2 separate regions of the Mus musculus genome follow, and region 2 is linked to region 1. A link is a loop called in an ENCODE intact Hi-C map of the cell type or tissue named here. Cell type or tissue: left cerebral cortex. All regions are shown on one strand. Each heading gives the region's core, and the rest is flanking DNA. Links, peaks and the distances in the headings are about the cores only.

What was found. Peaks named below come from ENCODE experiments on the same cell type or tissue, not always from the same donor. Only the 100,000 strongest peaks of a DNase experiment are listed, where the experiment ranks them.
Region 2: a loop joins it to region 1, with 2.8 times the contacts of the local background. A loop is called at or near these places in 8 of 42 quality-filtered maps.

What each region holds. Positions count from the first base shown.
Region 1 is chr19:18,820,123-18,831,236 of GRCm38, forward strand. Trpm6 (transient receptor potential cation channel, subfamily M, member 6) reads left to right here. Exons shown (of 39, transcript NM_153417.2): 19 at 3,211-3,357; 20 at 5,629-5,757; 21 at 7,249-7,500; 22 at 9,709-9,883; 23 at 10,083-10,197. Among named protein-coding and RNA genes, the nearest start is that of Gm41814, 76 kb to the left of the region's middle. In left cerebral cortex, for the core only: no CTCF peak of the experiment used is centred there; no DNase peak of the experiment used is centred there.
Region 2 is chr19:17,445,121-17,456,234 of GRCm38, forward strand. Pcsk5 (proprotein convertase subtilisin/kexin type 5) reads right to left here. Exons shown (of 38, transcript NM_001190483.2): 33 at 9,563-9,790; 34 at 6,748-6,925; 35 at 2,355-2,572. Among named protein-coding and RNA genes, the nearest start is that of Rfk, 57 kb to the left of the region's middle. In left cerebral cortex, for the core only: no CTCF peak of the experiment used is centred there; a DNase peak (open chromatin) is centred at 6,685.

The DNA.
Region 1 (11,114 bases), core at 1,278-9,277:
CTTGAATGAAGTGCCTTTAACATCTTATCTGGTGTGTTTTGGTGTATATGGTGTATCTATTTAATTGCCTATTTAAGTATTATTTATTCATCAAGTACTGAATGAAGACTGTGACTAGTGTTTTTTTTTTGGATGTGTTGGTGACTGGACATCTGTGAATTCTGATGCCTGGAGATCTATCTCACCTGGGTCATTAAGGAGCTTAGTTATTACTCCTATTTAGGTGTGTGTGTGTGTGTGTGTGTGTTTCCCTCTCCTTCCTTCCTCCCTTCTTTCTAGTTCCATCTTGAATCCTTGGAATCCAGGAAGTTTTGTGCATTCCATTGGCTAGAGAAAGCATGAGGACTCTCTTAAAAGCCTGGGCTAGTCCTGTGGTTACATTTCTTTCTGTCAGTCCAAGGTCCAAACCAATCAAAGAGAAGGAGCACAGTGATGTCCTTGCTCCTAGAGATAACACAAAGCCTGGGGCAGAGGTACTCTGCTTGGAAAAGTCCCCATTTGTCTGTGCAGGCCAGGTTTCCTGTGCTGCTTGAAGATAAACGGGGACAAAAAGCTGTTCCTTACCCAGCTTCTCAAAACGTACACGCAGACCTCCCAGGATGGAGATGGTCATTTGCCGGTGAATACAGTGCCGCTTTTGGTTCTGGCGGATTCTGTAGAAAGATGGATTCATCATCACTGAAGGTGCTGTCTGTGGAGAACTCTCGCTTTCCTCTCAGAACCATTCTCAAAGGAGACTCAGAGTTTCTTCACAGAATGGAATTTACGTGTGCCCTCTTAACATTAAAAAAAAAAATAGTAAATTCTTGAACCCCCCTGACTAGTGTCCCTTTAGAGCAGTTGCTCCCCCAGGTGGTTTAAATGTGGTCCTCTCAACTGATTAATTCAGTGAATATTGAAACTAAGGCAGATGTGGCCTCAGCCATGATGGGATTATTTTCAAGAAACTATCCACAAAACTTTAGCATTTTTCAGTCTGAAACACTTAGTGAAATAGTTGTTTGAGTACATTCTATTATGAATGGCTTCTGATCATAAAAACAATTTTTTTAACTCGTTGGGTTCATTTTAAGCAGAAATTATTGACTACACTTGTCTAGCTACTTTCACTCCTCCCACAATTATTATTAATTTTTTGCCTGGCAGATTTGGAGGGCTATCTAAGACTTCATAATGCTAATTAGGCAAATGTAGTTGATTAGTGGAGGAACATGGTTTAACAATGTATATACTGGGAAGAAGCTGGGGTCAGCAATATAAGCAGATGTGGCTTAGTGTGTCTTTGTGGTGCTAAGTTTATAGCAGTAAAGGGCCTTTTTGTTCCGATGGGGAGCCAAAGCTGTGTTATCAGATACTGTGTTTCCTCTGAGATTTCATTATCCACCCCTTGAGCGTGTGTGTGTGTGTGTGTGTGTGTGTGTGTGTATGTGTTGCACTGTCTTGCTATGGTTCCCAGGATGGCTTTGAATTTCTGGACTCACGTGATTTCTTCTGCCTCAACTTTCTGAGTACCTACGATTGCATGGACCCACATCCATGCTAAGTCAGAACTCTTTTGGGAACTTTCCCCAGGCAAAATACGTTTTTAAAGAGAAATTGAAATTGCTCAACTGCTAGTCTCTTAAAGCACAGCCTCTGTGGCTCAATCTAGCCCAGGAATAAGCTGCATGAAGACAATAGAGTGGCAAGCCCAGGGAGGAAAAGGAATGACCCTTCTCAGTAGGGCTAACAGTGAGGATTAGGAATTGGTAACAGCTAGATGGGGCATAGGAATCTGTAACAGCTGGATAAGGCACAGAGGCAGGACGTCACGAGGCAGAGGGTAAGCAAGGCCAGTGACGTGGTTTGGCTAGACTTGTAGTTAGGGAGGGTACTGGACAAGCAGGGAGTGTTTACAGGCATGTCTGGAAACACAGAGGATTGTGAGACTCTTGTATGTCTTGTGAGACAACATCACACTATTTTACTCACTAGAGAACCCTTGAATGCTTATGGCCAGCATAGTGAGACAAGCAGCTGGTAGGAGAATCACTCCCTTCATTTCGTAGGGTAGTTTCATAAGAAGATAGGCTATGTTATAGCTGTCTCCTGAGAGGCTCTACCAGTGCCTGACGAATACAGAGGTGGATGCTCTCGGCCAACCATTGGACTGAGCACAGGGTCCCCAATGGAGGAGCTAGAGAAAGAACTCAAGGAGCTGAAGGGGTTTGCAGCCCCATAGGAGGAACAACAAAATCAACCCACCAGACCTCCCAGAGCTCCCAGGGACTAAACCACCAACTAAAGAGTACATGCAGAAAGACCCATGGCTCCAGCTGCAGATGTAGCAGAGGATGGCCTTGTCGGCCATCAATGGGAGGAGAGGCCCTTGGACCTGTGAAGGCTCAATGCCCCAGTATAGGGAATGCCAGGACCAGGAAGTAGGAATGGGTGGGTTGGTGAGGAAGGGGAGGGGGGAGGGGGGGAGGGGGTTTTCGGAGTGGAAACCAGGAAAGGGGATAACATTTGAAATGTAAATAAAGAAAATATCTAATAAAAATGCAAAAAAAAAAAAAAAAAGACAGACTAGAATCAAGAAGAAAATAGACCAGCACAGCCATCAAGTCCATAAAGGATAAGGATGTCAGCCTGGATCAATAGCAAAAGATGTGGAAAGGAGAAAAGGGATTTAAAATGAATAACCAGTTGAGCAGGCAAGAGAGAGACAGCAAGCATGACTGAGAATTAGTGGGTTACAGCAAGGCCAGCTGCATTATTATACACCTCAGGCCCATCTGCCCAGGGATGGCACTGCTCACAGTGGGCTGGGCCTACCTACATAGATCAGCAATCAAGAACGAGTCCCCCTCACATTCCCATGGGCCAATCTGATGGAGGCAATTCTACTTGAGAGTCCCCTTTCTCAGGTCTTTCAAGTTGCTAACCAAGATTAGCTGTCTCAACAAGACATAATGATGGCAGCCTGTGGTGGTGAATGACTTTAAATACAACACTGGAGACCTAGAGGCAGGTGGATCTCTAAAGCTCCAGGCCAGCAAGGGATATATAGTAAGGGTATATAGTAAGACTATGTCTCAAAAAGTGTGTGTGTGTAGATATAGTTAGTATTGTTTGTTATTCTTTATTGGTGGCAGAAGATCAGGAAATTGAACCAAAAGCCTACCACTGAGTTCCACTCTCTAGTCTACAAGATTGTTGCTTATTTTTCAGAAAGACTATGATTTGGAAAGAGGCCCTGATGAGAAACCGGATGAACCTCTGCATTTAGACTTAAGAAATGTGCCCCAGAGCCTCCCCTGGACCCGGAGAGTCTACGAGTTCTACAGCGCTCCGTTTGTCAAGTTTTGGTTCTACACGGTTGGTCGCAGTACAATAGTGTTGATGATAATTAATAGCTCATAATATTGTTACTAATGCAGTGTCTCATTTGCTCACCTGAGATAAAAAATTTCATCACATTTTAGCAATTTCACTTAAAAAGAAGGAGAGTTGACAAAGTAGGCAGGTGGGAGAGTTGGAAGAAGACAAGGAAAGTGTGGATGGGGAGACTGGCTGCACTTTAAGAATCCTGAGGAATCCCTTTCTCACCAACCTTGTCCTCTTGCTACTTTTCTTCCTCTTGTTTTTAATTTGGCAAAGGCTTTCAGTCTATGTCCTCGCCAGCCTGGAAATCACTGGGCAGATGTAGATTAGGTTGGCCTGTAACTTGTAGTCATGCTCCTGCGACTGCCTCCTGATGTTGAAATTGCAGGTGTTGAGACCAGTCTCAGATTTGTTTTTCTCTTGGCATGCTTAGACACAGCAAGGCAAGACTGAGCAGTTGGAGTGTTTAAGTACAATGATCTTAACAGTCCTGAGTGTTGTGTTGAATGGTGTTTTTTTTTTCCCTACCTTTCTTAGGCAAAATAAATCATTAATCGATAAAAATTATGAGCTGAACCAATTGTTTTGTAGGAATAGTATCTTTTGGTTGGATTGTTTTCAATAGCATAAGCTTTGAATGTAAGCAGATTATTTAAAGTTGAGAACATGAGTTGTTGGATCAAACGTCAATCTTCTGTGGAGAGTGGCCATTCAGTGAAAGCATACAGATATCGAGTGCTTCTCATATTTATTTAGTAGCATATATTTTTCTAATGCTTGTCTATACTTAGATTCTGCACAGTCAATGTTTTGTATTCCAAAGACATTTGAACTTTTAATAGAACAGGATGTCTATTCAAATCCACATAATATATAACTTCAGAATATTGACTTGGCAACCACATACTTATTGCACATAATAAATATATAGCTCATAATGACAGTTATCTGTTTCTAAATGTTAATCCTAGGACCTGGGAGATGGCTCGGTAGGTACAGGGCCTGGAGCTTACAACACAGCGGGTAGACCCAGGTTCCGATTCCCAGCATCCACGTGAAACACTAGTCATGGTGCAGCATTTCTGATTCCAACACTGGGGAGGTAGAAACAGATAAGATCCCTTGAGCTTACTGGCAAGTTAGTCCAGCTATATTAGTGAGTTCCAAGTTTCAGTGAACATCCACGACTCATAATAAAACAGAGATGGTTCAACAAGATGACTCCCAGGCAAGAATACTTGCTGCTAAGCTTGACTATATGACTTTGGCCTCAGAGCCAAGGTAGGAGGAGAGGACTGACTCCTATAAGCTATGCTTTGACTTATACACTTGAGTTATGGTCTGTGTGGACTTGCACCATGCACCTAACACTTTGCCTGATAGCCAGTAGACTCTGTCAGCTATTGTACATTGTACCTAGATGACTAATCTCTTCATGTGTACATAGTCATATGGGTGCGTAAGTGCAGCTGCACATGTATGAATGTGAAGGCCAGATGTTGAAATCAGGTTCCATCCTTGATTGCTTTTTACCTTTAACAAAACATTTATCAAAAAAAAAAAAAAAACCAAAACCAAAACCAAAAACAAACCAACAACAACAAAAAAACCCAAACATCTATCTATCTATCTATCTATCTATCTATCTATCTATCTATCTATCTATCTATCTATCTATCTATCGTGTGTGTACATATGTAGGTACCCCTAAAATGCAGAAGACAGTTCCAGATACCCTGGAGCTTGAGTCACAGGTAGTCTGAGCTGGCCAAGATGGGTGCTGGGAGCTAAATTCAGTCACACAAGCAAGATCAGTTAACTGCAATCCATCTCTCCATCTCTCTTGCCAGAATAACATTTTAATCACTATACACTAACTTCCCTGTGGTAGGGACTGTCATCTTACTGTGAAGATAGGCATCCAGGGACACTGCTTGTCTTGGCATACATTTATTTTCTAAGCTGGAACTAGAGGGAAGGCATAAGACCCTTATCTGGTTTGCTGCTAGCTCACAGTATGCATGCTGCAATGGTTAGTGCTAATAGGATAACGTCTCCTTCTTGTACCAGTCTTCTGTTCCTAGACAGGAGATGCTTATGCATTCCTTGACAGGATGTAACCCATTATCAGAAGTGGTCCCTGTGATATTTTCATGTTGTCCTGTAGAAGTTCATGTCTGTGCTTCTTCTGGGCTCTGTCTGCCCTTGCTTGACATCCTTTGTGGTCACTTGAGCTCACGTCCAGGGAATGTGTGTCCCTCACAGATGGCTTATTTGGCATTCCTCATGCTGTTCACTTACACAGTGTTGGTGGAGATGCAGCCCCAACCCAGCGTGCACGAATGGCTTGTCATCATCTACATCTTCACCAATGCTATTGAGAAGGTCAGGGAGGTGAGTGGTCCTTTGAACTGTGTCTTCTGCACAACCCAGAAGAGGTGTTGTTGGCTCTGGGGATGAAAGTGGACTCATGTCAAGTATGTGAGGGGAAAGAGAACACACCGATTCCGATTATCTACAAGCAGGTTGCTCTGGAGATGTCTGGTTTTATTCCTGGTTCTTGCCAAAGACTTTGTGCTGACCTTTGAAAGCAGCCATTTTGAAGCACAATCTTTATGTATTACTCAGGGAGCAATGGGCAATGTTATCTATTTGCTAATGAACTCTCCAACTGATTGCTTCCCACAATGTAGTTTTCTTTGTGGTCTGAATTTTTAATAACCTAGACTTACTATCTACTGTCAGTTTTACCATATAAGTGACACATGAATGGCTAAAGGTGCAAAATATATAAGGAATATATTCACAGCATGGTGAAGTTTCTGGTAAACACCCTTGTAAATGGATGCTGAATATCTTTCTGGGAGAAGGAGTCTAAGAAACAAAATTAAGCATTTTCATTTCTACCTTGCCACTGGTCACTAAATGCAGTTGTAAATATAATCCCAAGTAGTTAGGACTTCAACTGTCCTAGCTATGTGTCCATGTCTCTGCATGTCTCTACACTTGTCTCGTTCCAGTGGTAATTTGGCCAACACTCTATGGTAAGTGTCTTCTTAGCGATTATATTGCATTGTCTGCTAATGAAGTTTATAAAAGAGAAATTCAATCTAAATTCTACCACGATTTTTACATTTTGGGGAAAACAGGCTTGCTATTTACATTGCAGTTTACATTGCCTGCTATAATATTATAGCAGTGTGCCTGCTATAATATTGCAAGGGAAGTTTCTTAACACTAGTGGGTTGCAACAGCACATTCTTAGCGGTTTGCCAAAAGCTTACTGGGTAGCATCTTAGGACTAGATTACAGGACAACTTGGATTCTTGTCAGTGTCCTCTGCCCTCAGCTCATGAATGAGAATCATAGGCAGAGGCATTGCTGTGCTGACTTCTGAAATGTCCCATGCTTGCTCTGCCCTCACATAGAATCCGTGAAAGCTCCAACAAAATTCTTTCTTTTTGCCATTTCTAGTTTGTCTCTCAAATGGTGGCTAGGATTAATGGTAGTAATGCTAGATACTGAGGTTAATTCTTCATTAATTTTAACTAACAGGCATTAAATATATATTTATAGGATGGTTTAAATAATTCAATTAGCAAGGGTTCCATGATTCTCAGATCGGCTTGGTATGTAAAATTTGGCAGGAGTTGGCTTACTATTTAAATGACAGGTTAATGCATTTGAAAAAGCTATTGATAGTATTCCCCTTTTGCTACGGGTTTGAGGACCGACCCCAGGGCCTTGTGTGTTGGAGGCAAGTGCTCTGTAACATTACTGCACCCTCAGCCAGATCCCCTTCTTTAAAATTTTCTCTCTCTCTCTCTCTCTCTCTCTCTCTCTCTCTCTCTCTCTCTCTCTCTCTCTCTCTCTCTCTCCAATTAGATCTGCATTTCAGAACCAAGCAAGTTTAAGCAGAAGGTGAAGATGTGGCTCAGTGAGTACTGGAACCTCATGGAAACTGTGGCTATTGGCCTGTTTGCTGTTGGCTTTGGCCTACGGTGGGGGCATCCACCTTTGCAAACTGCAGGGAGACTCATCTACTGCATAGACATCATATTTTGGTTTTCTCGGCTCATGGACTTCTTTGCTGTGAATCAACATGCAGGTCCATATGTGACCATGATTGCCAAAATGGTGAGTGCACCCTCACTTTAAACACAAGCACCCCCCCTTTCAGTAGTTCCACTGCATGGTTCATATTCCATACTTTAATCTTCTCTCTTGTGATATATGAACGTGTGCACATGTTTGTTTGTGGCTGCCCTCACCTGTGCTTGCCTCTGTAGAGGGCAGAAACCAACGCCGGGTGTCTTCCACTATTCCTCTTGTCTTATTTTTTTCTATTGCTGTGAAGAGACACCATGACCAAGGCACGAGAGGAAGAATTTAATTTGGGGGCCTATGGCTCCAGAGGATTAGAGTCTGAGACCATCTTGGTGGGGAGCATGGCAACAGGTAGTCAGGGATGCCACTGGAGCAGTAGGCATGGGAGCACTAGGCATGGGAGCACTAGGCATGGGAGTACTAGATAGCTCACTGTGAATGATATGGGCTTTTAAACTGTGAACTCAAATTGTGCCCACTCAAATTGACACACATTCTCCAACAACAGCACACTGCCCAGTCGTTCCAAAACAGTTCCACCAACTGGGGACTTACATTAAAATATATGAGCTGATCAGGGCTATTTGCATTCAGATCACCATAGCTCTCTACCTTATGTTTTGAAACAGAGGACTCTTATTGATCTTAATGCTCATTTTGATCTAGACTGTCTGGCTAGTGAGCTCCCAGGAGCCACCTGTTCCCCCATTCCTTGCCCACCTTTTAAGTGCTGTCTGGGACTCTAATCTCCGGTGCAGTAAGCGTGTTAACACCGAGCCATCTCCCCAGTGCACTAAGTCTGTAATTGTTTCTAGAAGCACTGAGACTCATTTCTGACTAATCATAAACTTGTATATAAACATGGGCTTGGGTAGTTAATAGGAACACTTGGTTTAGCCTTTTGTGAGGGGTAGCCATATGGGATTGAGTCACATGGTTCTTTACTTGTATAAGGCTACCACCAAGAATGTATTCTCTGAAAGTGCTTTATTTGAAATCACTTCCTCTTAGGCTTAAGTAGTAGTAACTAGGCACCACATACTATAGGAGATACTTTGGATGCATTAACTCATGTAATATTTTTCGCAACTTTATGAATTAAATAGTACCTACTTTTTACATACAAGGAAACAGAAGTTAAGTAGATTCACTCATGAGCATATGTTGGGGATCCAGGTTCCCACTGTGGGTGGCCTGGCTCTAGTCTATCCTCCGAGCTTGCTGGACATTCTGCCAGCTTTTGCCCTCTGGAATTTTGAAACTACACAAAGATCTACTGTCTAGAAGTCCAACCCCAAGATTATCTTGGCATTTATTTCTAGAATACAAAGAAAGGTGATGTTCTGGAGGCTCAGGAGGAGTACAGAAAAAAAGACAGAGGAAGAGGGACCAGAAGGATTTAGGAAGGACCTTCTGCTACTGCTTCCAGCTCCCACCTCCCCTACTACTTTTCTTCTGCTTCCTTTGTCCTCCTCCTCCTCCTCCTTTTGGCAGGTCTGGGAGTTGAACTTAGGGCCTCATGCATGACAGGCAAGCACTCTACTGCTGAACCCCAGGGCAGCCCTCAGATTTTCTTCTTTCTTACCATTTTTTCTCTTAGACCATACAGGCATCATTTGATTTTAAAAATGTCATATTTATTAGAGGTTAGACAACCAGTGCACCTCAGTGGTTAGGCACAAGTTCCTTCTCCCAGAAGCTAGAGTTCTCTAAGTACTGACTCCAGAATGCAGAATTGCCCATTTGTGTGGCATACCCATGCAACATAGCCCCTTCCTGAGTCTTCTTTGGCAACAAGAAGAGTGACAAAGTCCAGCAGGGTTTAGCAGCTCAGGCCAGGTTATTGCTGTCATTCTTTAGCCCGTTGGCTACTTGAATCTTGTAGCTACCACTCAATAAGATAAGAAATGTGGAGAGAGTGGAAATATTGGTGACTTCTTAGTCTGCCATGGTGAACAAGTGAGTTGTGTTGCTGTATTTGAAAACATAGGAGGAAACTGGTATAATCAATTTTTAAGACACCTCATAAATCTGTGAGGGAATCCTGGGAACATGTAGTAGAATAATTTGAATATACCATTATCCTTTTAAAGTTTTTCTAATTAAATCTTTGATGTCATTGGCCAACTTTGGGTGCTAGTTTGATTGCTGCTTACAGAAGGCGTCTGTGCTGATGACCGCGAGGGCTTGATTTGTGATAAATTCAAATTTGTGTTGTTGTGCTGTGCTGTTTTGCAGGCAGCAAACATGTTCTACATTGTGATCATCATGGCCATTGTCCTGCTGAGCTTTGGCGTGGCGCGCAAAGCTATCCTCTCACCGAAGGAGCCTCCTTCATGGCGCCTGGCTCGTGACATCGTCTTTGAGCCGTATTGGATGATGTATGGAGAAGTCTATGCTTCAGATATAGATGGTACATATGAGGTTTTGCCTTCACTCAGAATCAGAACCCATGGAGATACTCAGAATAAAAGCAAATCCGGAAAGCAGTCACAAGAATCCTTTCAATGTGAAAAGTTTGTGGTATTCTCGGATGTTAAGGGGTCAAATATTTGCAGAGATCCCCAGGGCTGTGGCTTATCTCCTCTCACTTTTAAATTCTTTCTTTGTAGTTTGTTCAAATGAGACTTCTTGCCCTCCGGGTTCTTTCCTGACTCCATTCCTGCAAGCTGTCTACCTCTTTGTGCAATACATCATCATGGTGAACCTTCTGATTGCCTGTTTCAAGTAGGTAACTTTGATGAAATACAATTATTTTATTTACCAAAACAGGGGAGCAGCTATATTGAGTATATTCCCACGCGTGTTGGGTATGTGACCTTTTGTCCTTACGTGTGTTCCATGTTTGATTGCTGTGGCTTTAAAGCAAGGGTGTGAAACTATTGGTAGGAAAGAAGTCAAACTCATAGGCAGCAACATTGCAGAAGTCACAACTGAAGCACACACAACGAGAGGAGATTCAAGCTGTTACTGCATAGTTGGAGTTCTGCAGAATGGGAGGGTTGGAGTTGACAGCCCACTAAGGATTCGATGTGTGCTTTTTCAGTTTCCCTTGTCTGTCCCACTTTCTTCCTTCTCCCTCACAGTTAGCTTCCTCTTCCCCCTCTCCCTTTCTGGCTCAGTGTCTCCATTTTACACTAAAAAAGATCTTAGGCCTAGAGCTTTGGCCTTTTCCTATATCTGTATATTTTCCTGTTCTTGTTCTTATTCTGTATATCTGGGAAATCCTATTTATAGAGCCTGCTTCACTGGCACTCCAGCCTTATTGATCCTGTGACCCTCCCAGGGCAAACTCTTGAACTGCCCCTTCTCATTATAGAATTGATCCTTTTCCAGGCTTTCCAAAACCTCCAGGGAAGAGCATCGCTGGGAAGTCCAACCTATAGTCCTTTCTCTTCTCTCCTCGCCCTTCCCCTCCCCTCTCCTCTCCTCTCCTCTCCTCTCCTCTCTTTTCTCCTCTTCCTTTTTCTTCCCCTGCATTCCTTTCCTTCTGTCTCTTCCCCTTCCTTCCCCAACACTCAATATAGAGACCCACACTTTGAGGAACAAACAGGCATGGTGACCCCAGATCTGATTACTTATCTGGGGGGGGGGGCATTGAAGCTAGAGTTCTTACCATTAAAGACCTTGAAATACTTTGTGAA
Region 2 (11,114 bases), core at 2,032-10,031, 1.4 Mb before region 1:
TTGACTCACCTATTTTGCTTGTTTGTTTTGTTTTGTTTAGACTAGTTGTGTTTGGCTTTACCTTGGGTCTCTGAGCTACCTAGTCACTGATGGTTTTGGTCATCCACGCAGTGGCAGGTCTGGGTTCTGTCTCGTCGAGTGGGCCTTAAGTCAAATCAGACACTGGTCGGCTACTCTCACAGGCTCTATGCCATCATTGCCCTAGCATATCTGCAGGCAGGACAGATGGTAGATCAAAGGTTTTGTGGCTGAGTTGGTGTTTGTTTCTCTTTTGGTAGCCTTCAGAGTGCCTTCTCACACCAAAGATACTAGAACATAGGTTCTGAGGGCTCCGTGTGGGCACCAGCTTGACTTCTCAATGACTTGTGTAGGAGGTGTCTTCAATAATGGGGTCAGTCTGGGGAGAGCGTTCCATTGTTTTGGCAATAGTCTGGGCTGTTTAGGGATTTCCATGGCACTCCTTTGGCTAACAACTCAAATGAATGCAACCCAGTCTCAGTACCAGAAGCCTCATTTGGTGACAAGGGATGACGATTTGGGACTCTGTCTCCCTTATTATTGGGAGACTTCATCAGAATCACCGTCATATAATTTAGGAAGTTTCCACTGTACTAGGTTTCTATACTATCCCTCAAATATCTCTCAGTTCCACCTGACTTTCCCTGAATTCCCTCCCTCAATCCTATCTCCTCCCCTTCTGCCCCCACTTTATTTTCCCATTCTGTCTCCCACCCTGGTACACCCATGAAATCTGTTCTATTTCTCCCTCCTAATTATCTTTAAAAATGGGAGCTGGGCATGGTGGTATATTCAGCTAGACAAAGGCTAAGAGGATATGGTATGAACAGCATGTGTTTAAGGACAGCCAGGGCTACACCTTTACACAGGTAATATAGCAACATATGGAGGGGGAATATGTTCATTATATATTTGTGTGAAAATGTCCTTGTTTTATCAAACTTAGGATAATACAAATTAATGTGATGCCAGTCAACAGCCAAAGGGCTGTTAGAAATGACATGTATCCAGAAGGGCCGAGAAAGCCATGGCTGTTTGGAAAAGGAGAGCAGGGATGTGAGCTACTGCCTTTTGCATGGTTTCAGTGTGACCATATTTTCTGACAAGAGGGATACGTAGGAAGCATCCACAGGTCTTGAAATTCAACTGTTTGTAGGTATGTAGGTTCATTAGAAGTCTAGATGCAGAATAGTACCAGAGATAACATCAAGGTACCACCCCAGGCAGTGGTTAAATGGTGGTCCCACTGACATTGATTTAATGATCTTTGACACAAGCACACATCTGGAAAACAGTATCGGGGCTTGGGAGAGCCTGAGACAGATGCCTTTAGGGAGTTTTTAAACTGAAGAACATCAATGGATTTCCCTAGATAGTTGCTATCAGCAGTGTACAGTTTGAAATGAAATGTCCCCACAGGCTCATGGACTGGGGGCTTGGTTTCCAGAGGACAGACTCTGGGGAGGTAGTTAGGTCTTGACTTAATCAATGGATTGATCTTTCAATGGCTTCATAATCTAATGGATTCTTTGGAGATGGTGAAAAGTAGGGTCAGTTGGAGGATTGTTGGGTGCTTATGGGCATGCCCGAGACAGGTGTCTGCTTTCCTCTCGTTTCCTCATCCTCACTGCCTGGCTGCTGAGCCAACTTCTGTGCTGATCTGCTCTGCTCTATTTCACGATCCTGCTGCCACCATGGGCCTCACCACAGACCCTCAGCAGCACAGCAAGCTGACTGCAGACCAAAGCCTCTGCGGCCGTGAGCCAGATTCTCAGGGATTTGTCACAGCGATGAAATCACACAGGTGAGAAGGAGGCTGTGTGTAGGTGGCAAGCACTCCCAGAGGAGATGATGCCTCCGGTATCAGCCTCAAAAGGCAGGAACAACAATATGAACTAACCAGTACTCCCCAGAGCTCGTGTCTCTAGCTGCATATGTATCAGAAGATGGCCTAGTCGGCCATCAGTGGAAAGAGAGGCCCATTGGTCTTGCAAACTTTATATGCCTCTCAGTACAGGGGAATGCCAGGGCCATGAAGTGGGAGTGTGGGGGTAGGGGAGTATGGGGGGGAGGGTTTGGGGGACTTTTGGGGTAGCATTGGAAATGTAAATGAAGAAAATACCTAATTAAAAAAAAAAAGGCAGGAAGCCTGAAAGGTACCAAGGATGCTGCAGAAGCGAGTGGGCAGACTGTGTGGATGCTGAAGAGGTTTGAGGAAGAGTTTGGGAAATGGGGGTGCCCCCCAGGAGGAAAGAGGGAGAGAGAGAGAGGCAAAATAGAAAGGAAAACCTTTTCAAATTTCCATTTTCATATGCAAAACATAGGCATACTCTTACCGCTGCACTTGTCACAAGTGGGGTGGCACCTCTCACAGGTCTGGGCGTGTTGGTCTGCATAGTAGTGCTCAGGGCAAGCGCGGTGGCACTGTCCCTTGGAGCGTAGGAGAAAGAAAAATGTATCGCAAGACTGGCAGTCTGTGGGCCGTGGACCTCGGCATGACTTGCAGCTCTTGTCACACTTCTCACACCTACCGCTGGTGCTTTCTCCATAATATCTGTAACCAAGAGGGAAGCACAGGCATATGCAGTTGTCCTCTGGCAGCTGGACACCAAAACCCATGTGTGCACAGTCAGTCCCATGTGTAAAGTGCGGCAGCATCCACACCTCCTCTTTTATGCTTTCAATGATCTCACATTAGTTCTCAATGCGGTATAAATACTATGGGAATAATTGTTATGCTGTACTGGCTCAGAAATAATGACAAGGATAACAATCCTGTGTTCAGCACCAGATGCATTACTTGTGAGTATTTCCAGTCCTTGATCAGGTATGGAAGCCACGGACGTGGAGGGTTGAACAGGCTCTGCTTGAACCAAAAGCTGTGTCAGACAGGGTTCACACACCAGCCTGGCCTCTTCAGTCTCTTCATGCAACCTGACTCAGGAATCATTGACAAGATGCTAACAGATCTAGTGAGCGTGGGGTTGCTTACCTGTACACTGGGCATGGGGTTGCTCACCTATGTGTGTGAGCGTGAAGCTGGAAGCACCTATAAGGTTACTATCACACACAGTGGTGGCACAGCAGTCCTTTACCATCACCGTCACTTCCTGTTCCTCCTTTGACATCTCCACATTTAACTTTAACCTTTACTGAATCACACCCTGGATGGAAGACCTCTCCTCTCCTCTCCTCTCCTCTCCTCTCCTCTCCTCTCCTCTCCTCTCCTCTCCTCTCCTCTCCTCTCCTCTCCTCAAATGGGACTGAAGCCCCATAGAAGGAACATCAATGTGAACTACCCAGTACCCTCAGAGCTCCTTGGAACTATACCACCAATCAAAGAAAACACATGGTGGAACTTGTGGCTCTAGCTGTATATGTAGCAGAGAAAGGCCTAGTTGGTCATCAATGGGAGGAGAGGCCCTTGATCCTGTGAAGGTTCTATGCCCCAGTATAGGGGAACGCCAGGACCAGGAATGGGAGTGGGTGGTTGGGGAGCAGGGGGAGGGGAGGGGATAGGGGAGTTTCGGAGGGGAAACTAGGAAAGGGATTAACGTTTGAAATGTAAATAAAGAAAATATCTAATAAAAAACATTTTGAAATATGGGGTCACATGATTTATAATGGCCATTAAGGAATAGATGTAAACTCTTTTGAAAAGATTTTAGGAGACTCAATATTCTACCAATAACTGTCATTAACCTCTGCTGTATGTTTGATGGCTTCCTAGGGACTTTGGAAACATTTCATCCCATTAAGCATGGAAATGAGATATCAGAACCTGAAGGTTAGGTGCTTAGGGTCTCAAACAAGTATGATTTCAAATCAAGCAGTACTACCTAATGAGCTATGTACCCTTGGTGGGTAACTTGATATCTCTGTGTGTCATAGTCCTTATTTGTAATATAGGGCTAATGGTGGCAGCACAATTAAATACTAGAAAGTTGTTATACTAGTGGCTAGAACTCTATTAATAGTGTATATTTGTGTTTTTAAATATTTATTTATTTATTTATTTTATGTATGTGAGTACACTGTCACTGTCTTCTGCTGTGACCAGAAGAGGGCATCAGATTCCATTACAGGTGGTTGTGAGCCACCATGTGGTTGCTGGGAATCGAACTCAGGACCTCTGGAAGAGCAGTCAGTGCTCTTACACTCTGAGCCATCTCTCCAGTCCCCACTGTGTATATTTGTGTTAATTGTGAATTTTAAAATTAATTTTCACAACATACCTTCTAAGTTTATATTATAATCCCAAATATTATAGATCCAAAACACGTGGCTTAGAAAATTTAGACAACGTGCTTCAGGTCGAACAAGAGATGGTATGAAAAGCCTTATCTGTCAAACCACAATATAACACAGCAATGCTGAAGATACCTTCCAAATCAGACCAAGGTCTTAAGGATGCAGGCAGACATGGTGTGGTTTGTGTCTGCCTGCTGGGCATCAGCAGGTCCCAGGGATTAGCTCAGTAATACAAGGTTCAAGGATTTTGATGCAAAAACATCACTCCCAAATCCCTGTTAGTGGTAAACCAGCTCAGTGAACACGTGAAAACTAACAGCATGCTTACCATGGGGCTGAACCCTGCCTCTGTCTAGCAATCTGAAACAGTCACTTTATATCCCAGTGACCCAGCTCTGGCACAGTAATCCTCACTTCCCTCTGTACTTCCATGGTGAAGAATTGTTTCAGTTAGTCAATAGGACGACCAAGGTATTTGAGAGGCAATGCAGGGAAGAGAAATAAAAAAAGAAGTGAAACAGAACAAACATCAAGCAAAATCACATACAGCAGGAAACACGGGAGTGGGCTTAGAAGACTGGACTGTGGTCCTGTCTCCATAACACATCAGTAGCTTTATAGCTATGTGACTTCCAGCACATCAGTTAAACTCAGCCTCAGTTTCTTTTTCTGTAAAATGAAGGGACCAGTGTGTCCACCTCATGAGATTATCGTAGAATCAAAGAATTGTATAAAGAAGATATGTTAGTTGAAATGCTTTGCAAGCTGTATTGAAGATGCAAAGGTCCAGTAGAGACCATGAGTGGGAAACATTGATTCAACATAGGTTTTAAAAATTGTCAGAGAATAACACCAAAATAAAGAGAACAAGGAGCTTGCTGGAGTACATTAAATTCCATATGGTTGCTTGCTATGAGGACTATTTGTTTTAATGTAAGGTTGGAATCTTGTGAGCCTCACGGCCTTGAATAAGACCTTGTGAGTAAGCATGGAGGCTTGAGTCTTAAAGAACTTTCCATGAAGTCAAGACCAAATAATTACTTATTGTAGAAAGGTACAAAGAATTATACATCTGTCCGTCCAAGAAAAACACATTTAACCAGCATACCTTTGTATGTGGAAAACTGATTTTACCAAAGGAATAACTCCCCACCAATACTTCGCTAATACTCCCGTTCTTCCCTAGTAAAGAGAACGATGGCAGCCTGTGCTTCCCTCCCCCCACTCCTTCTGGTGACTCCACACAATGTGGGGCATCTTCTTATTGCTACGTTCTGCATTCTGTTGAGCTACAGGACTGCACACGCCTCATGAGTGTTGTAGAGCAGAGAGTGACCAGATCTGAGGAAGATGGAGATTGTCCCTGTACACCCAGATCTTTTAAGACTCTTCTCTGGTAGCCCCCACCTCTCCTCTTGCCTGGCGGGATCCAGCTATCAATGCTGGGCTGTGTGTGTGGTAGCACAAGTGAGAGAGAAGAACAAGGGTAAGCCTTTGAAGTACAAAGCGTGTGTTTTAAACTCAGCTTATCCAGATGGACAAGATGCTTTTGTCCCAACCCATGTAGATTCCATAAGTGAGTGAGTGAATGAGATACCCAGAGACGTGAGCCAATCAATATACAGCATTGACAGCAATGTAGCGTGCAGTCATCACTTAGGGCCGAAGGAAGGTACCAACCGGGGTTAAAACATCCAGGAAATGTCCTCCGATTTGGGTATGGGGCCTCTCAGGGCCCTCCCTGGGTTACTAATTGGGAAACAGTGGACAGGAGTGTGCAATGCTGGGAGAGAGCATGGTCCAGTCGATCCTTCTTTGCAGTGTTTGTAACCAGATTTGATATCCACACCAGAAGTTTTTCTTAGCAGCAAAATAATAGAATCTGCATTCACAAAATCATTTCCCCCCCACTGATTTTATATTAGCATTTCAGTTCAGTGTCAAGGTTGCTTTTGGAATCAAAGCTGTAAATTGTGGATGCTGGGCATTTGTGGAGGCCTGACAGGCTACAGAGGCCAAGGGGTGTTAATGGAGATGGTCCCTGAAATTGTTCCCTGTTAAGATCAGTGTCCCATTTGTACTGCCTAGGTTTTGCATACTAACCCTGAATCCCCTGAATCCATGCCCCCTCCGAAAACAGGAAAAAAACCCAAACAAACAAACAAACAAACAAACAAAAGCCCGTAAACCTGTATTAATGCTTGTCGGTCACTATGAGCAGAGGAGAAATTCTCTGCTTATGATTAGATATCTCTGGACTGTCAGTGAGGCCAGGCCCTGAGGATAAATAGTCACTTAGTCTGATGTAGTGTGCTCTCTCACTGGGACACACCGATTCTTTCTTTTTCTCTTCCTCTCCTGTAGCCTACTAGCAGGCAGGCTTCACAGTGGATCCCTGTGTTCTGAGCCCTATTTTCATCATCGGCAAATGGCTTGCCATCTGGAAGTGGCTGAAGGAGAATGTGCTGAACTCCTTACCCATCCCTGCATTGCAGCAAGCACTCCTTGCCCAGTTGAAACCAGCCAGGTCGGCAGGAGAGGCACTGCATGCTGTGTGGTCCTTCGCAGGTCCTGCAAGAGCTGTGGCAGAGCACACACTGCTGGCTGTCCTTGTCAGTGTGGTAGCCCTCTGGGCACTCTTTCACACAGGTTGTATCTGTGGAAAAAGGAAAGATGAGTCTTGACAGCACGCTTGACCGGTGGCTCCCACACCTGCTCTGTTCAGGGACGGAGGCATTGCATGCAGAGGGAGAGGGAGTCCCAGAGGCTGATTTATATCAGTGAAGCTGAGGTCAGCATGGACAGTCCATGACAGGCAGGATGGAAAGTGTGGGCTGGTGGCTATGGCAACTGAGGATTGTTGGGTACCTCCGCTCTAGTTTTCTACCATGGCTATAACAGTGACCATCAACTTTATGGTTTCGTGACAGAAACTGTTCATCTCGCTATGAAAGAGGCCAGAAATCTAAATGGGTGTACAGAGCTGCACCCCTTCTAGAGGCTGGCCGGGGTTCTGTTCCTCCCCTGTCGACTTTTTGAGGGCATCTGTGTTCATGAGCTCGGGAGCCCCTTCTCGATTTCAAGGGCAGTGTCCTCATTGTCGCTCTGATTCAGTCAACATACATCTACTACTAATTCTGCTCTTCTCAGACCCTGTGATTATGTCGGTCTCGTCTGTTTACATCAGCATAATCTCCCCATGCCAAGACCTTTTATTAAGCACAGCTACAAAGTCCCACACTATACACAAATTATATACTTGAAAGATTGAGCGATTAAGGTGTTACATCTTCAGGAGAGAGAGAATAATTAGTCTATCACGATCTTCCCCCAAACGATCTAGTTTATAAATTGCCCGTTTCTGGTGATGTGGGTCAGGACGGAGTGAGAGGAGCTGGTCAGCGTAAGTCCTGCGCCCGGCCTTTGGGAGGAGTCTCTGTATCAAGGCTTGACTTTAAATTAACTTTCCAGCTTAAGGGAAGGCCTTCTTCACTGATGAGATGTCTTTCTCTCTGTAAAAGTATCTGAGGAGACCCTAGATCAGTCATGACTAGAAAAGAATGTCCAAACAGGTGATATTGTATGAGAGATAAGGTTGGGTGGGCTATTTTATGAGGAATAATTTCTAGACAGGAAGGTAGCCAAACTAAAACGGGCAAAGAAGACTGTGAGAAACCAGAATGATAACGAGGATGTGTGACCCTGTATGTAACAGGGTACCATTATCTTTGCTAATGATATCCTACAAGAGAGGGAGCCTGGCCATCTGTTTTGACTTATAATATCTCCCTCTAATGTCTATTCTACTGATTGGGAAAACAGTGCCAATACTTTCTGGGCTTTCTGGTATTAATCTCTTTTTAATTAATTAATTGATTGATTAATTTGCGACAGAGTCTCATGTAGGCTGGCTTCAAACTTCTTACAACGCTAAGCCAGTCTTAGCTCCTCATCCACCTGTATTCACCTCTCACGTACTGGGATTACAAGTACATGTAATGATTTCCTGCTTATTCACTTTTTGGAGACAGGGTCTTGCTATATGTAGCCCAGACTGGCCCTGAACTTGAGATTCTCCTGTCTCAGCCTCTCCAGTACTAGGATTATAGGCATGGGACCGCGTACCTAGTTAAGATGAATAATTAATCAATAAACACTGAATTAAGAGGCAATTATGGTAAAGGGCAGAATAGCTACATGTTTGAGGTATCTGTCCACTACTTATTACTTGGGGATCAATGGAGAAACTGAATTATCTTGAGGAAAGAATCAATCTGCATGAATATTGCCGTGGAGAGGCAGGTGGATACCACACTACTCCAGACTCAGCTCTCAGAGGATACAACCTACTTCTTTTGGTTGAGAAGTCACACCCACTATCTAGACATGGAGGAGATACCTGCTAACTCAAAAGGGAGAATAGGGACTGAATTTTTCTCATGTCCAAAGCATAAAATACAAAAACAAATTGTCTTCCAGACTAAAGGCAAATGCATGAAGATCTTACCCTGGCCCTATCCTAAGAGGAGCTGGGACTATTTAATAGAACTGTTTAAAACCTTTTAGACACATGTATTTTATTTTATGTATATTTTTCCTGAATATTTGTATGTGTACCACATGTGTACCTGAACACTCAGAGATCGGAAGAGGACATCATATCTCCTGGGAATGGAATTAGAATGGTTGTGAGCCACTGTGGGTGTTGTGGATCAAACCCAAGTCTTTTCCTAGCGCATGTGCTCTGAATCACTGGGCCCATCTCTTCAGCCCCAATGATAGTGTATTAAAGAATTGTATCAACACAAATTTATTGGAATTGACAGTATCCTGTGTAAGAAAGCGTTCCTGTGCTATGAAACATATAGCAAAATGTTCATTGGAAAGAAACGGATATGTCTAACTTACCCCTCCATGTTTCAGAAAAGGGTAGATGGTAGGATTAGCAAACACTTGTACAGAAGGGGATGACGAAGATCAGGGATGGGCAAAGTGGGCAACGTGGGCAAAGTGGGCAAAGGGCAGAGTGTGATGTTTCTTCTATCATCCCATCGCCCATCGCATCTGTTTTTGCTAGGTTTAAAAATTTGTAAGAAATATGGAGAAAAGAGAGAGAGGGGGGAGGGGGAGGGGGAGGGGAAGAGAGAGAGGGGAGAGAGAGAGAGAGAGAGAGAGAGAGAGAGAGAGAGAGAGAGAGAGAGAGAGAGAGAGAGAGAGAGAGAGAGGAGAGAGAGAGAGAGAATGCCCAAGAGGTTCACAGCTGGCCTTGGGCATAATAAGCATTACAACTTACTGAGAAGAAAAGTCTCTCTGGGACAGGTATAGCACTGGTCCTCAGAAGGCCCTGAGCAGCGGGAGCATTTCTTGTGACACGGCTGGCACCTGTGGGAGCCCTCATCCCAGTACTCGACGGCTGCACACTCCTTGGGTGCCGTGCAGACATCATGCACTACTGTGAAGCCTTCCCGACAGGCCAGGCAGGTCCAAGCTGATGAGCAGATCAGGCAGGACTCGGGGCAATCTGCAAGCACGGCAGGCAAACAAGTAGGGTGAGAGACAGGCATGGCTGGGACACCCCTCTAAGAAATGAATTTCTTTCTCTTGGAGGCTTCTAGGGCTCTGTGCCAAGGGAATGGGGTCATGGTCACGCCACACTGTGAGAAAGGTCGCACATTAGTATGTGGCCTTTCTACCGTCAAAGTCCCTGTTGTCATGGTCTTTCCATAATCTCCCAGAATACCTCTATCAAATCACTAGTGAAGTAATTGTTGGAGTGTATAATAATTGCCCAATGGTAAAGGGCATCTTTGGTGTCCACTGCAATGCACAGTGCCAGTGTGAGAGGGCCTGCATACAACAGGGGCTTGCTTGGCAGATATGTTAGACAATCAGTGGTGCAACAGTTCACTCTTAGAGTCAGTAACCAGTATCCTCTCTACTTGGAATCCTTTTCTTGAGGACACGTGACGGTTTCTTCCTATATTGATTGCTCCCTCTCTTTGGTGGTATCTTATAAAACATCTCTTAAATTTCAACTGCTCCTTGCTCCTTTTCACACCCTCACTTTGCTCTCCTACTTGTTTCTCTTGACTCACTCTCCTCAGCGTCTTCCTTTCCAAATAGAGCGTGAGCTCTGTGAGAGCAGAGGTTCTGTGTGCGCCACTCTCCAGGCTTGGAGCCGCACACAGCACACAGAGGATGCCCTCAGCTTCCCTGGATGAGCTGATGGGCTTTACTGTTAGGTTCACCATCTCATTCTCTCTGCATCAGAGAATTAGGACCAAAGATGCTAAGCCACTCAGCTAGAAAATGATGGAATCAGCCATGGATTGTGGCACACATTTGTAACCCTAGCCCTTGGGAGTCTAAGGCAAGAGGAGGGCTAGCTTAAGGACAGCCTATGTGACATAGGAAGATTCCATCTGAAGGTTGGGGGAGACAGACTGGGATGGGAATCTAGACCCTTAACAAATGCTCTTGCTAGCTTAGACCCCGGGGCTCATGGAAGGTGTAATCCATCCCAGGGCTTTAGAAAAACCTGTCTCCTGGAATGCTTTCCTCTTTCATTTCAGAAATCATCTCATAACCTACAATTTGTTTTTCTGTATCCTGGCAACTAAAAAGAGACGAAGATAGATTAATGCCCACTTGAAAATAAGGGTGCTGAGGAAACTGCAGATCCTGTCTCCTTTCTTGTTTTATTGCTTCATTCAGTGCTAAGAGTGGAGTACAGGAACCTCGTTAGGCTAGGCAAAGCCTTTACTCCCTGCTGCTCTCCAGTTCCAGCAGTCCCCTTCTAAAACATGTAGTCACAGAACTGACAAATGGAAGATGAGTGGGGACTT